Regions from separate parts of the Mus musculus genome. Here region 2 is linked to region 1. The links are chromatin loops, found by intact Hi-C in ENCODE. Cell type or tissue: left cerebral cortex. All regions are shown on one strand.

Region 1 (8,000 bases):
ATTCTCTACGATCTGGAAAGAGGTAAGCATGCCTGCTCTCTTTCTTGTTCAATATAGGACCCGAAGCTTTAGCTATAGCAATCAGAAAGATATGAATAAATCAAAATAGGAAAGTAGGAAGCCAAACTATCCGTATTTGCAGATGCCATGATTCTACACTTAAAAGACTCTTTAGGATCTACTAGAAAATGTTTTGATTTGATGAACATTTAAAGTTGCGTAATCCAAACTCAAGGAAAACTGGAGGCCCCATATTTGAATTTCCATATTGAAACAAATAATGTGCTCTCAGAGAAAAAGAATTAAGAAAAATATCCCAGCCAGGCGTGGTGGAGCACACCTTTAGTCCCAGCACTCGGGAGGCAGAGGCAGGCAGATTTCTGAGTTCGAGGACAGCCTGGTCTACAAAGTGATTTCCAGGACAGCCAGGGCTACACAGAGAAACCCTGTCTCAAAAAACTAAAAAAAAAAAAAAAAAATTCCTTTATGGTGTTATAAAAAGTTACAAACACATGTAAACAAAAACTTCAAGGCAGTAGAAAAGGAGGTCAAACAAGATAGTAAAGAATATAGGAAGCTTCCACCCTCCTGGACTGGCGGAATTAATCATGTAAAAATTGCTGTAACCGTGTACAGCCTAAACTCATGTGACCATCGTTTATTTGAACTGGCTTAACGCTCATAATGCCCTCAGAATATAAATTGTCTGATACTCAGAATAAAGTTGGCTATTGCATGAGACTTTAGTCCACCTCAGTTTTTGGCTCCATTCTTCCAGGTTCAGGCCACCAACTAGAGCAATAAAAATATATAACCATGAATAACCCAAACAGTCATAAGATGCAAAATCATAGCTAGTGGTAGCATAATACCTGACCTCAAACTATACTCCAAAGCTATAGTGACAAAGACAACCTGGATCCAGCATAAAAATAGACAGGAAGGCTAATGGGACAGAATATAAGACCTGGAAATAAACAGACAAAGTATGGTCACTTAATTTTTGACAAAGGGGTAAAAAACATGCACTAGAAACAAAGCCCCTTCAATAAAGCATGCTTGCAAAATTAGATAGTCACCTGCAGAATAACGGAATTAGACTAATAACTCTCACTTTGTATGAATAAATCAATAAAAAAATGGACCAAAGTCCTTGTAGAAGTGGATGGGGAGGAAGAGGGAGGCGACAAGGGAGGGAAGGACAAGGAGCAGAGGAACGGGAAACTGCAGTCAGGATGTAAAATAAATAAATAAAATAATAAAACAATATTTTAAAATCTTGAAATGCTAAGACTATCAGATAAAAGCCTAAAAAATAGTCTCCAAGGTGCTGGGGAAGGCAAGAATTTTCTGCATAGCATAGGAACTAGCCTAAGTATCAATAGTGAGTCTACATGGAAGCAAGGCATTTCTGCACACACAGCAAAGGAAACAGTCAGCGTCATGCGCAGACAGCCCACGGGAAGGGAGAAAAATCTCTGTATGCTTCACACAGGGACCTCCAAAAGCTGAGGAAATTAAATACCAAGTGATAAGACTGCCGATCAGCAAACCGGCTAGAGTACAGAGCAGACATTTTTCAAAGAAAGACCAAATGGACAAAAGCCGTTTAACAAAATGTTCAACATCTCCAGTCCTTCTTGTCTTTGTTTTTTAAAACTACTTTGAGGTAGATACCACCTCACCCTAGTCAGAATGGCTACCATCAAGAAAACTGGCAATGGAGAAGATGTGGAGAAAGATCTTTATTCCCTGCTGTTGGTAGTTCAAATTAATGTGACCATCATGGATATCAGGGTGGCGGGTCTTCAGAAACTTAAGTCTAAAACTGCTATGGTGGTTTGAATGAGAGCGGCCCCCATAGACTCATAGATTTAAATGTTTGGCCTCCAGCACTATATGAAAGGATTAAGAGGTGTGGCCCAGTTGGAGGAGGTGTGTCACTGAGGGTGGGTTTTGAGGTTTAAAAAAAAAAACCAAGCCAGCACCGTGTCTGCATACGCACTGCCGTGTTCCCACCATCAGGACAATGGACTGAACCTCTGAAACTGTCACAAACCTCAGTTAAATGACCCCCCTTTGTAAGAGTTCCTGTGGCTGTGGATTCTCTTCACAGCAACACAACAATGACTACAACCCCTACCACATGACCCAGTGATTCCACTCCATATCCTACACAGAGACATTTTTGCACATCCGAGTAGAATTCTGTTCTGTGTACTATAGCAAGGAAACGTTAACAACTTAGATGCCTGTCAACAAATGGATGGATAAAGAAACCCTAGTACATATATAAAATGGAATATTATTCATCTATGAAGAAGAATGAGATCAGAATTTCCCAGGAAACTGAACTCAGAATGAATACTATTCCGGGGGTGGGGGGCGGGGGGGCGGTACACACAACTTCAGAAAGAGAAAACGTGCTTGCTTATTCTCTCTCACATGCAGATTCCAGCATATAGCATAGACATGTATTTATGGAAACATTTAAGTGTAAGCATAGCATAATATTTACAATGGAGACCCCAAAAGGGTCCTCTTAGGTGACAGGGCAGGACAGAAAGCAGGCAAAAGGACACAGAAGCTGTGAAAAGGGAACAAAAAACTACTTGGTTTTCTAATTTCAACTCTGGAGTGTTTGTTCTTGTTTTTATTTTTGTTTTATTTTTTATAATTGATAATTAATGTGTAAAACCCCAAGGGAAGACCCACGGCTTCAGAATGACCATTCTAACCATGCAGTGTCATATTTTTATTTGAGTTTGTTGCAGTATGATTTTCACTAAGAAAGAAAGAAAGAAAGAAGATGTTTTCTAAAAGACAATAAAACAAAACCATGTATCCAGGCACTATTGTTTCATTCCTGAGGGAACTCCTCTAATAACTTAGAAATAATGTACATAACGACAGTATGAACTAAGTTTGAGAACAATAGCTAAAAGTGGATTAGGACATGAGTCTTTTTTAAAGGCTGTTTCAAGCTTATTGCATACATAAGGACCTCTACTTCTGCTGTAATTTGCTGCCCCCTAGTGGTCAATTTGAACAACCGTAAACTGATCAAAAGGAACCGAAAGCAAGAGAAACCTGGGCTATTTCTTTCAAAGGTACGAAAACTTTGGCTCTAACAAGATGGACTCCAGGGTGAGAACAGACAAGATCTCAAGAAGAAGCCATATTGGGTCCTGAATTCCGGGAACAGCTCCCCCCCACCCCCACCCCCACCCCACCCCCAGTGTTACTCCTGTCTAGTTTTACGTCCCAATTCCTGATTGCCCATGGATTTGTGTGTTAAACTACAGTAATTGTAACCATACCTCTGGGCACCATTAAAAAAAAAAATCTTTAAAAGAAATTAGACCTCTCCTCCACCCTGATCCTGCAACAAAACACTTTGAAAATGTGCCAGAATAAATAACACTTAAAAATATTAGTGGACTCTAGAATCATGTCATTGAACTCGAAACGACTCTCCCTTCACCTGCTGTGACTAGCTGTCCTGAGCTAAAGCATCTGCAGGCCAGTCGCCAGCTAAAGTGTACCAGCCCACAGCTCCAAGGTCCTCTCTCTGCCAAAAAAAAATCATAATCATAATGTCTTCATAAAAATGAGCTAAGAGTTTGAAACTCTTCTCTTCATCAGAATCACATTAGTCTTCACTAAGGGTACCTGCTTCAGATCTCCTGGTGTTCTGCAGACATTTCCCTCTTGAATCTAAACTGGATCCTGAGTAAGCTTTTCTCAACAGCTTTTCCATGGGATCCTGACACGGTTTTAAAGGAGAAGTCTCAACAAGGACTTAGGAAAGTCAGGTAACATCCACTGAGACAAGCTTGCTAAGCACTTTAGAGGCCAGGCGTCCTTCCGCGCAGGTGCTAAGAATGCAGGGAGCAGCTGAATAAGTTCAGAGTCTACTTAGGGAGGGGCCAAGTAAACAATAGTTTCCTTCAGGCTAGAGAGCAGCAAGGGCACCCGGGAGCTGGAGAGACTGGCCTTGGGGAGAGCCTGGTTGAAGACATTGGGGGTTTTTTGTTTTGTTTTTGTCTTGATTTTGTTTTTGTTTTTTGAGTGCCTCCTATCAAAGAGGCTCCTGAGTAAACTGTAAGAAATGGCATTCCTCTTCCAATCTGTGTGACCCCGCACCTTTAAAAGGCTAAATGTGAACTTATATTTGCTTGGTTGTTTGGAGGATTTTCACTGTCGCTGGATGGTTAGTCACAGACTTTACCGAGTTTGTAACTGTTATCAGAGCTGACTCTGTAATGCTGCTCACAAACTTTTTGCTAGTCAACGTGGGACTATAAGAGTCCAAATGGAGAACTGTGTTTGGTAATGTGAGGGGGCTGTGAGAGCCACAAATGGAAACAGAGTATTTAAAAGGGAAAAGTGATGGAAAGACAAAGAAAGGGCCGCAAGGAACAAGAGAAAGTATGTTTCTAAATGGCTACCTCCTTGTTTGGGTATTCTGCTGCTGCCGCCAGATATTTGTTCTCTCTCTCTCTCTCTCTCTCTCTCTCTCTCTCTCTCTCTCTCTCTCTCTCTCTCTCTCTCTCTCTCTCCCTCCCTCCCTCCCTCCCTCCCTCCCTCCCTCCCTCCCTCCCTCCCTCCTTCCCCTCCCCTCTCTCTCATCTCCTCACTTCTCACTTCTTTCTTCCTCCTCTCCCTCCCCACTCCCTCCTGCAGTATCTGTCACTTCCCCATTCTCTTTCTGAGTCTGTCCACTTCCTGTGGTCCTTCCGGAAGCAACACTCACACCCACACGCAGTGCCATACCTTGCCTATCACTCTAGAAAGCAGGAAGTTTTAAGAAAAACTGGAGCCAACTGGTCATGAGCAGAAATATCCAAGTGCAGTTTCAATTGGCTATCTCCTAACCTTTAAATTGAGGGTTAGCTTACTATCACAGGCAGTCCTCCATGTTAAAAAAAATATTTAAGACTTAAATAATAAACTCAAGGGGGACCTGGGAAAGCTCTTTTTGTTAAGAGGACCCAAACTGGGTTTCCATGACCACCCTAGTAGCTCCCGTTCCAGAAGATCTGATGTCTGCTTCTGGCCTTAGCAGTCTCTGCACACATTTAGCATACAGACATACATGCAGAAAAGAGCACACTATACATAAACAAAAATAGATAACATTGGAAAAACATTAATGAACATAGAATAATTTCACTGCACCTCATTCAATTTCTGTGACCAGAGAGTGATTCTCTCAGGACCACGTCATCCTGAGCCATTTCCAGGACACCATTCTCTCAGAGTCTACATGGTTCATTTGCTTTCAAATAAACAGACTTGTTCTTCCTCATGTATCTCACTTAAAGGGAAAAAAATTCAGAAGCAAATAGAAAAAAAAATTAACCATAAGGATGTTTATAAGTATATTCTTCCAGATTTTGACTCCCTGCCTGAGTGTGTGTATGTGTGTGTGTGTGTGTGTGTGTGTCTGTGTGTCTGTATGTCCATGCTTTATAAAATAAAATCATAACACACTGATAATATTAGTTATTTTCTTGAATTTATACTGGTGATCATCACAGAGAACCTTTGAAATATCTTTGTCTCTATTTCCTGGGTGAGGAAACAGGAGTTTGAGAGATTAAGTATATTAGCCAAGCCTCCTTTTTGTGAATTCCAGAGCTGTTTGAACGGGCCCTCTGGCTCAGTGAGCACTCTGTTATCTACAGTCTTGTGTGTTTATCTGTGCCCCTGGCTAGGTGTCTTAAATATGTAAAAAACGCCCTTTAAAATCCCCTTGGGCAGGCTTCTACACTCTTCACAAATGTCCTGAGGTTTATTTTGTTTTACTTTTTAACTTTTATTTGTTTGGGGGAGGGGGGCATCTGCACCTTGACGTTTGTGTGGCGGTCAGAGGACAATGTTATGGACAAAGTTCTCTCCTATGGTGTGAGTGCTGGAAGTCAAAGTTAAAGAGCCAGACGTGGTGGAAGGAGTTCCTTACTACCAAGCCATCCCTCAGGTCCTGTTGGGTTTTTAAAGTATGTGACACGTCCTTTCAGCGTGCTTTTCCAACTGGGGCTGGGCAGAGGACTTGGTTGACTACGGCTATAGCTTCCATACACTTGCAGAAAGGCTACACTTACCACAGGGCTACAGTACTGTACACAGCTGGTCCCCAGTACCCAGACCTGTCAATACAAATCGCATGCTTTATCATGTGGCTGTTTTTGGGCTATTTCACCTGGGCCCCCTGGCCCCTCAAAACAGTAGTGTTTAGGAACCTCTGTCCTGTTCTATTCTGTGTTCTAGAAAAGACAGCCCCTACACGGCTGAGACAATGTTCTCCATCTTTTCCTGTATTACACTTGGTACAAAGAAAGTGCCTCACCCTGACCCCCAACCCCTGCGCACACCATTTATAGTTAGCTCAACTTCAACTTCAGCTCTCCACTGACCAACAAGAACAAAACTTGTATTAATGAACCTCAGTGGGGACTTTGTTCTCCAAGTCCTAAATTTCAGTCTAGTGGCCTGTGCCAGCTAACAGAGCTTTCTGAGAACAAGAAGGCCTGGGGTTAGGCATTATCTGATCAGTTACTCCCATTCATCCCATTTCTCCACACCCAGTCTTCTCTGGCCCCGTTTCTATACAAGGAAACTCCTTTGTGTGAGAATCAGGGCTCAAGATTTTGAAAACCAAGAAACTTCCTACTTGCAATAGTCCCTACCCTGCTGTGATAACTTCTTTTTGTTTGTTTTTATTTTATTTAAAAGTTATTTTGTTTTTTTAATTTGATATTTTATTTGTTTACATTTCAAATTTTATCCCCTTTCTGAATTTCCCCTCTGCAAACCCCCTATCCCATCCCCCCCCCTTACCCTGCTTCTATGAGGGTGCTCCCCCACCCACGTACCCACTCCACCCTCACTACCCTAGCATTCCTCTACACTGGGGCATCAAGCCTTCACAGGACCAAGGGCCTCCCCTTCCATTGATGCCAGATAAGGCCCCTTTAGCTCCTTCAGTCCTTCCCCTAACTCCTCCCCTGGGGTCCCTGTGCTCAGTCCAATGGTTGGCTGCAAGCATCTGTACCTGTATTGATCAGGATCTGACAGAGCCTCTCAGGAGACAGCTGTATCAGGCTTCTGTCAGCAAGCACTTCTTGGCATCAGCAGTAGTGTCTGGGTTTGGTGTCTGCAAGTGGGATAGATCCCCAGTCTCTGGATGGCCTTTCCTTCAGTCTCTGCTTCATTCTTTGTCCATGTATTTCCTTTAGACAAGAGCAATTCTAGGTTAAAATTTTGGAGATGGGTGGGTGGTCCCATCCCTCAAGTGGGGGTAGGCTGGGGAGGGGGAGGGCATGTCTAATCTCTGGATATGATCTCAACAGGTTCTCCCTCCCCTTTGTGGGGTATTTCAGCTAAAGTCATCTCCATGGGGTCCTGGGAGGCTCTTGCTTTCCTGGCATCTGGGACTTTCTGGTTGCTACCCCCAGTTCCCCATCCCCCATTGCTATACACCTCTGTTCAATTTCCTGACCCTTCTCCATGTACATCTCCTCCATGTCCTCCGATACCTGATTATTCTCCTCTTTTCCCCTCCCCCTCCTCCTTTCCTCCCAAGTCTCTCCCACCCTCTACTTCCTTTGATTATATTGTTCCCCATACTAATAGAACTGAAGTATCCAATTTTTCGTCTTCCTTCCTCTTGAGCTTCATGCGGTCCATGAGTTTTATCATGGGTATTCCATGCTATTTGCCTAATATCCACTTATCAGTGAGTACATACCATGTGTGTTCTTTTGTGACTGAGTTACTTCACTCAGAATGATATTTTCTAGATCCATTCATTTGCCTGCGAATTTTGTGAAGTCATCATTTTTAATAGCTGAGTATACTCCATTGTAAGTGTACCACATTTTCTCTACCAGTTCCTCTGGTGAGGGACATCTGGGTTGTTTCCAGCGTCTGGCTATTATAAATATGGCTGCTATGAACATAGTGGAGTATGTGTCCTTATTACATGTTGGAGCATC
Region 2 (8,000 bases), 1.0 Mb before region 1:
TTGTTGGTTTTCCAAATTATCCTGTTGTCAGATTGCCACATACATATATGTTTATACCTGTAGATCTGTGCTGCTCTCAACTGTGTTCAGAGAAGATTATTTTTGCCTTGGACAACAGCTACTGCAAAGTCTCATTAAGTCCAAGTATTGAGAAAGTATCACCATGACCCAAGGATCAGGGAACATGGGGATGGAAAGAGCTAGAAGAGGTGGGATAGTCCTGAGAAAGACTTCTGGATGTGATGTGACCAATATAATCATGAAATCACAGGAGCACAAGACTTACAGGATCAATCTAGCTGAATTTCCATTACATATGGGGTGGGTCTCATGTGGTCCGACCCTTGACTAGAGAGCTATTGGCAGTTGAAGGCTGCTGGGTGAAAGAGTCAGTTTTCTTCAGGTTTGTGGACTCTGGAAGGTTGCCTATTCTTTAGTGAATGCTCCCAAGACCATGCCCTAATTGAACACTGTGCAATAGATGTATGAGAAGGAGAAGTTGGGAGGGAGCAGGTATGTTTCAGGGGTTCCAGGGCAATCGGAGTACGTGAGGAGGAGGGAGACATGATTGGAAATAGATTTGGTATGCATAAAAAGCCTTTTAAAAACTCAATTTAGAATTATGAACCACAGAACTTTCAAAGAAATGTGATTTATGTGTGATTTTTCTGAAGTACTTTAATTCAGCCAAGCACAGTGACTTTGTAAAGTTAATACATTTTTTTTAAGTTAATGTGGTGGTTTCTACCTATAATCCTAGCACTTATGAAGCTGAAACAGGAGGATTGCCAGAAGTTTGGGGCCAACCTGAAACACATAGTTAGTTGTAGGCTAACCTGGTTGACAAGGGAAGACCCTGTCACACACAGGAGAACAAAAACTCCAAGCCATAAACAGAATAAAATACTAAGGAATCAATTTATGGACCATGAGAAGATTTCTTTTTAACCCAGAAGGTAATGCTCAGTTTATATACAACCACTTTTCAAATATATCATTACTTATATCTATTTGTTATTTTCACACAGCAGTAGGTTACCAAGCATTCCAATATGTTGTAGATATATTTTGTCTCAGCCAACTTACCTGCATGCTTTGTCTCCCTCTTGTCTGGTAGTGTCATTAGAAATCATGCTAATTCTAGATGGTGAACATGTACACCTGTGGTTTAGACATACACCCCACAAGCACTTCTTGAGTGCCTACTATGTGACAGTAATCTTCAGACGCAGAGTAGAACAAATCAAGATCTGTAGACTCACAGAGCATATCTAGGAATGGCCAAGTAACACCAAATAAAAGGCAAATAAAATACATATCATATTAGGTAAAGTGAAGGGTTAATGCTATTCAATACAAATGTGGAGACACATCCATTGTTAGAGATTTGAACCTCGTTAACCACAAGAGAGTATTGGGGTGAAAGACCTGAAAGAATGTTAGCACATATGCAGTGGAGATGTCTGGTGAAAATCTTCCAAAGGAGGAAGGGCTGGAGATGTGTCTCTGCAGAAGTTGGTTGTCACTGTGTGCCCCAAAATACAAATATTCAGCAATAAGAAACTGACTGGAGGAGAGTGGAGTGCGAAGATGAACTACTTATAATCACTGGACCATTCATGTAGGTTACATAGGTCATTGTACAATGGTGCTTATGCTGAAGGAGGCTGTCAGGCAGTTGGCGAGACACTTCTGGAAGCCTAGGAGCATGTTCTGATTCAAAGGATTGTTCTGGCTGCCATCATGACAGGTACTCAAGGGGTCTGAGGGCCTAAGCAGGATGCTCAACTAGAGGCAAATGGTGATGCAGGTGGAAAATGACTGTTGCGCCGGAATGGTCATTGTGCAGAGATGCAAGATGGCTGGGTAGCAGCATATTCTCTGCTTTGGGTGCGTTCATTTGAGATCATTCATCCATGCAGGTATACTGAACAGGCAAAGGAGACATACTTGCTTGGAGACCAGGGGATAGGAAATTTAATATATCTCAAAAACTCACCTTTCAGTGGTAATTAGATGTTCAAAACCAGAAAGAAATTGGTCTAGTCAATTAATTTTAAACACATCCAATGTAGTCTGCATATCTCAATGAACTTTTGTATGGTGTAGGGTTTGTTGGAGAATCCTCACCTAATTCCCTCTAAATTTTGTTAATTTGGAGGTTAACAGTTTTCTTTTTTAAAATGTGAATGAGTAAAATCAGTTCTGAAACTTGTCTCTAGTCTTCATGTCAACAATGTCTTTGTGAAGAAATGAATACAATAATGTGATACAAAATACTAAATTCATTTTATAAAAACAAGTTTCTATTCTCTTGGAAGATTCAAATAACAATGAGCCATAGATTATAACAGTTACAACCATGTTCATCTAAAGGGACATTCTATAAATATTCTATTATTTTTGGCAAGACGGTTCAGCAGGTTACAGGACAACCTGGCAAGCTGAGTTGAAACTCACATTGTGAAATGAACTCCCACAAGTTGATGTCTGACTCCACATGTGTATGTGGGACCTGGAAAGTACACACCCTTACACATTCAGACACACAAATATAAATACATATAGTGAATGTCTACAAATTCAAATAGATACTCTGACCATGAACACATTTTGGTTGTATTATGATTGTACATGAATGAATGAATAGTCCTATATGCAGCCCACATCTTCAAAGACCAGCCTTTTTTCTGCATTTATTAGGGACATTTACTGTATTATACTTTAGTTGGTCTTCAATGAAAACGCTTTTGCATAAGAAGATGAAACACTACATTCAGAGACCTAAATAAGAATTCCACATGATTTAGAATCAAGCAATACATGCACGTTAAAATCTCTACAAAATGGATGACTGAAGACAAAGTATACAGTTGCAAAGGTATTTATTGAGAAATAGTAAAGATGTACATATTTTTACAAGCTTTTAATATTAATTTACATTTCTTTAAATTATGTAGGCCCCAATAATCTATACTTTACTAATACATAACAGAAACCTTTGACTTTGACTGTGAGATTCCCTAAAACGCCACCATAGCTGGGAGTCAAAATGCAACTTTGGCTCATGAGGCTTAGGTTTGTGTTGAAAAGAAATACTAAACGCCATATTCACAGAGAATGTAGGCTTGTCACCAACGAGTAGGCTTTACAAAACAAACTTCACAGTAGGGTGTGCTGTTGAAGCTATTTTGATCTTAGCTCGCCAGACAGTTAGTACCTATTTTTGTACACAGACCATATAATCTTAAAATCTTATTTTTACCTCTGAATTGGATTTGCACATTTCTTCGGGGTTTTTAATCATCTTAGATGTATGCTATAATGTTGTAGTTAGGCCACCTAGTTTCTTACTCAAGTGATAGGGTCTTGATATTTTTAAGGTGCAATATAAGGCAGTTATTTTTTTTTCTAATATCATACCAAGCTTGAATAGTAATAGCCCAAACCCCATCTGGTTGGAGAGCAGTTTTCAAACTCATTTATAATAAGGCACGATATTCTACATAAAAATAGAAGGTAGGAACTGCCCGCAGGGCTGGTTTTTTATTTTTATTTTATTTATTTTTTATTGCTGTTTGTCTGATGTGTTTTTAGAAAGATAGAGCATTTTCCTGTCCTAAGGTGGGAAGAGAAGAGTTGTAGTTTGACCCTGCTCAGGTGACATGACTAGGCTGGGCCATGGCTTTCTGGCTGTCACCATTGTTGTGCTGAACAATCTGTTTTCCATCAGCCTCACTTGTAGGTATTACACTGGCTGCCTTCCCTTAACAGATATGCAGGGCCGGAAAAGGGGGATGGATAAACTGGAGCAAGGAGGAGGCCAACAGCCAGTCCTTGGGCATTTGGAAAGAGTGTGCCTCTCTGTCCCTCAAGTGGAGCACTCTAAGAAGCCCTGTTCATCAGATTTCAAGAAGAGTTTTAACTTTTGATGTAGAGACATGAAGTCTATCAATGAAAGAAATTGGCTGTGTGCCAAACTAACTTGGTTTTAGTAGTAGTACTAAATACGAATGAGTTCCAGTAATAAAAAGGAAAATCTTTGACCTTTTAATTACTTTCAAGCTGAAGACCAGAGGAGTATAAAATTTATTATTAATGATATTAGTATTAAAATATTCCAACCATATTTTGCCACCATAGCATTGGGGAAAGGGTAACCAAAAGACACATTTAAAAAGTAAGGACTTAGATAAGGAGTCCCTATCTTATGCAGAATTATCTTCAATCTACCCATTTGTAAACAGGGCCACAGCATTCTCTAAAGAAATACATCCCTCCAGAGTATTCTCTGTGATCTTTGAGCAAAATGTTGGCCTTATTTAAGTTGCAAAAGCCTCAGATGATGACCTCTTATGAAGCAGCCTCAGATGAGATTAAGAGCTGGACTCGTGGGTCCATTTCATGTCATTCAGAATGCAGAGAGATTCAGGCACTCACACCATTAGAATATTTTCCTTCTTGAAGTCTTAAATTTCCACAAGGCAAACCATGTCATAAGAAACGACAGGAGAATCTGTATTGTGTTACCAGTATGGGCTATACACCAACAAGACAAAAAGACAGGCAGACACAATGCAGCCAGGCTCTCCCAGGAATGAATGCAGGCAATTGTTCAGCAACCATACAGGAAGAAACCAATGTATTCCTGTCTGTAACGGGAAGACCCTGGGCTGGTGTGTTCAAGGAGAGCGAATACCCTTTTACTGTTGTGATATGGTGATGTTGTCAACATAGAGCTTGTTTGATAATTAACTTAAGATGATATTATATAAAATATTCATAGATTCTGATTTTTTTCTTGAGAGCTATCTAGTATACCTGCCTTCTATCACTGATGATATTTGCTTTTGCAACAGCATGAAAGACAAATGCAATCTGCTGTGCCTACTCAATGTGTGTTTTAAGCTACATTCATTCCATAGCATGTTCTAAAAATGACTTTGATGATATTTGCTAAATGTGCACCATGATATTGTCCCCTTAGCAACTGGCACATATCCAGTCTTAAACTAAAATTGGGTATGTTGATATGAACATGGCTCTTAATTTCCTCCCAGAAAACTGTAAGAGAGGACACTTGAGAATATATATATATTTCACTCTCTAAATAAAGAACCCATAGTCTCCCAAATCTGCTTATGATTGAGTGTTCAGATAATTGGCATATACTGAATACTGGAATCGTTTAGAACCCAATTAAAATGCAAGCTTTCTTGTATTATTATTGTTACTGGTTTCTCCTTTTAACAAATATTCAGTTTGTTGATGTTTCCACGTTAAACTAATATCTTGAATTTTAAATTTGGTCATGTGAAGAATTATCACAAAGGTTTTTGTTTGCTTGTTTGTTTTGTTTGTTTGATTTTGTATTTCATTAACTACAGAGACTTTAGTCAAAGTTACATTGTAACACACAAATGCTGTCTTGTCTTTAAGGCACAACACATCAGTATGAACATTCTCTTTGCCAAACTTATAAAAGAGACAATATTATATTCCCATTTCCCCAGCCCTTTTCCCACCCTGACAAATAAAAGAAAAATTGCATCCACTTTCAGAGTCAGCTGCTAATAAAGTCACAGTAAATTATTTCCATCAATAATTTACACAAATTATAGGTCTAGATAGGACTGTCGTTATACAGTCTGAGTGCATTCCGATTCAGATTTTCTGGGCTAGGTAGGCTATAAGTCAGATTCAAACCTCAGGGTTGAGAAGAGCTCCCATTTTGAGGAATGTTTTCAACCACCTTGTCAGAGGCAGAGCAGATGCTGTGGCTCGGGAGGGTTCGAGTTCTGTACTAAAGCTGTTAATTCTTGTTAGGACTCACTCGATACATGTCAGCAACTGCCACAGATTTTTGTTATTATTATGTTTTAAACCATGAAAGTATTGTAAAGATAATAAGACCATAGAGCTTCCTTTCTGTAGCACTAAAGTTTAATTCCATTCAGCAACCTGAATTCTTCACTCTGGAGTTTTCATTCCGAGTATGATTTCATCCGTTAAGACCATTAATATGTGTAGAAGAAGCCAGCGGCATTGGATCACACATAAAAATACAGTGTACTTGAAATATAAAAACAATGGATCCCCAGCTAGAGAATACAGTTACAAATACTCTAATTCCAGTGCTTGATGTAGAGCCAAGAGGTCCGAGTGGCTTGATATCCTCCAAAAGGGCATGTTGTGCTGTGTGGTCAAGACAAGGAGAGAGGGGAGAGGTAGAGGGTAGGAATGAAGAATTGGAGACAGATAATAACCATCATTCCATGGAGATAGGAGCACACACCCAGATGTGGTGTTCACCTGTGTTCAAGGGAGGGAGTTTAATAGAGGCCATCTACAGGTGGAAGTCTGGTAGTACCAATGTGGAATATTCCAAGGAATAGAGAAATAGATCTGAACTGGATTTTAATGGTACAACATCCAATATTGAGTTTCCTTGCTAGTTGAATCTCTACTCTGTAAATCAGTGTTACCGAGGTCAACAATGGGGAAGGCAAGTCGGCCTAGAAATCCTGCAAGGCCTGGGAACAACAGCTATCAGTTAGCACCGTACCTTTAAAAGTCAATTTCTTGGTTAAAAATAAGATAAATTTAGGCCACTAACTTCCTAAACCCATAGTGTTTGGCAATTTGAAAGGGAAAGAGAGTGGATTTGTATCTGTGTAAAAAATAACTTGGAACCAGATTAAGGAAAATAAAAATATGAGAATTGATCATATTCTTACTTGCCTCAGATAACTAATAACTTAAGCTAGGAGATGGTTTGGTTTATTTCATGTGTACAAGATGGAGAGGGAGAGGATGCAATCTTAACAGGGATGTGCATACCATTTCCAAGTGGGTAGACAGAATACTAAATGGTATGCTGCCTGTGGCCTTCCAGAGATGTGCTAATATAAACTACAGTTGTGGTACTCAGAGTTTACAGAAAAGATTGATTGGAAGTAATACCTGAGGAAATCTCACTGGAAATAATAATAATGAAAAAAATATACTTCAGTCAATTGCAAAACAATAACATTAATTATTACATTGAACTTAGGACATCTTCTAAGATGTATATAAATAGAATGTAGTCTTGTATGCAGTGGAAACTATATATATGGAAACGATATCTTGTTTTAACATGAAGCTTTATCACTATCATTATTACTATGGAATTCTTTGCTATTCAGCATGGCAGCTACTAACTACATGTGGCTATAAGTATTTAAAATATGTTTAGTCCAATTTAAAATACATTCTGAATTTCAGACTAAGACCAATACAGTAATATAGACATCATGTCAATAATTCTTATATAGACTAGATATTGATATATAATATCCTATACAGATTGAGCCAATTAATAGATATTATTAAAGGTTATTCTATTCTTTTTACTTTTGAATGCGGCTTCTAGAAAATTTAAATTTTACATATACATCTCACCTGGTATATTTTGAGAGGAGAGTGCTGTTATTCCTGTTGCTAAGATTTGATCCTTTTTTGATTTCTCTTTAAATTTCACAAACATGGATTTTAGTTCAATTAGAGCAAAGAACTTTGAGAAGGGTAACGTTTTGCATTTCAGCTCAGATCTATTTGTAACAACAAAACAGTACTCAGAATGCCTACAACATGCGATTACGTCTATGGTCAGAGAAAAGCATGCATTCTGGGTGCTAGGGCAACCAGCCACCTGTGTTTCCAAACAGAATCATAGCCTTTACCCATCACCCAAACTCTACCTACTTAAACAACCATTTGAAAACAGCATTCTATCTGAAATTTTGATCCATTTGGAGTCAAGCTATTTCCCCTGAAGCATGAACTTTAAACCAGAGGACAGGCCCAGAGTTATTCTCAGTGTAGATAACTAGCACAGACTAGGTAAGTCTTAATTCTTAACAAACACACTGTCATTGGCTTGTAAAAGTGAGCTTTATTTGTTCTGCTCTAGTGTTAAATAAATTTCACATAGGCTAAGGAGATTCTAGTGTTTGTTC

What was found. Hi-C counts contacts between places; a loop is a spot of excess contacts. Peaks named below come from ENCODE experiments on the same cell type or tissue, not always from the same donor. Only the 100,000 strongest peaks of a DNase experiment are listed, where the experiment ranks them.
Region 2: a loop joins it to region 1, with 3 times the contacts of the local background. A loop is called at or near these places in 2 of 42 quality-filtered maps.

The regions. Positions count from the first base shown.
Region 1 is chr10:24,128,608-24,136,607 of GRCm38, forward strand. Gm40614 (predicted gene, 40614) reads right to left here and starts at 3,877. Exons shown (of 2, transcript NR_168522.1): 1 at 3,673-3,877. In left cerebral cortex, a CTCF peak has its summit at 3,034 (motif pointing left); DNase peaks (open chromatin) are centred at 3,034 and 4,731.
Region 2 is chr10:23,100,094-23,108,093 of GRCm38, forward strand. It overlaps Eya4 (EYA transcriptional coactivator and phosphatase 4), which reads right to left. Exons shown (of 19, transcript NM_001347372.1): 19 at 2,869-6,195. The coding sequence ends at 6,115. Among named protein-coding and RNA genes, the nearest start is that of Gm24655, 63 kb to the right of the region's middle. In left cerebral cortex, no CTCF peak of the experiment used is centred here; DNase peaks (open chromatin) are centred at 3,174, 3,627 and 4,925.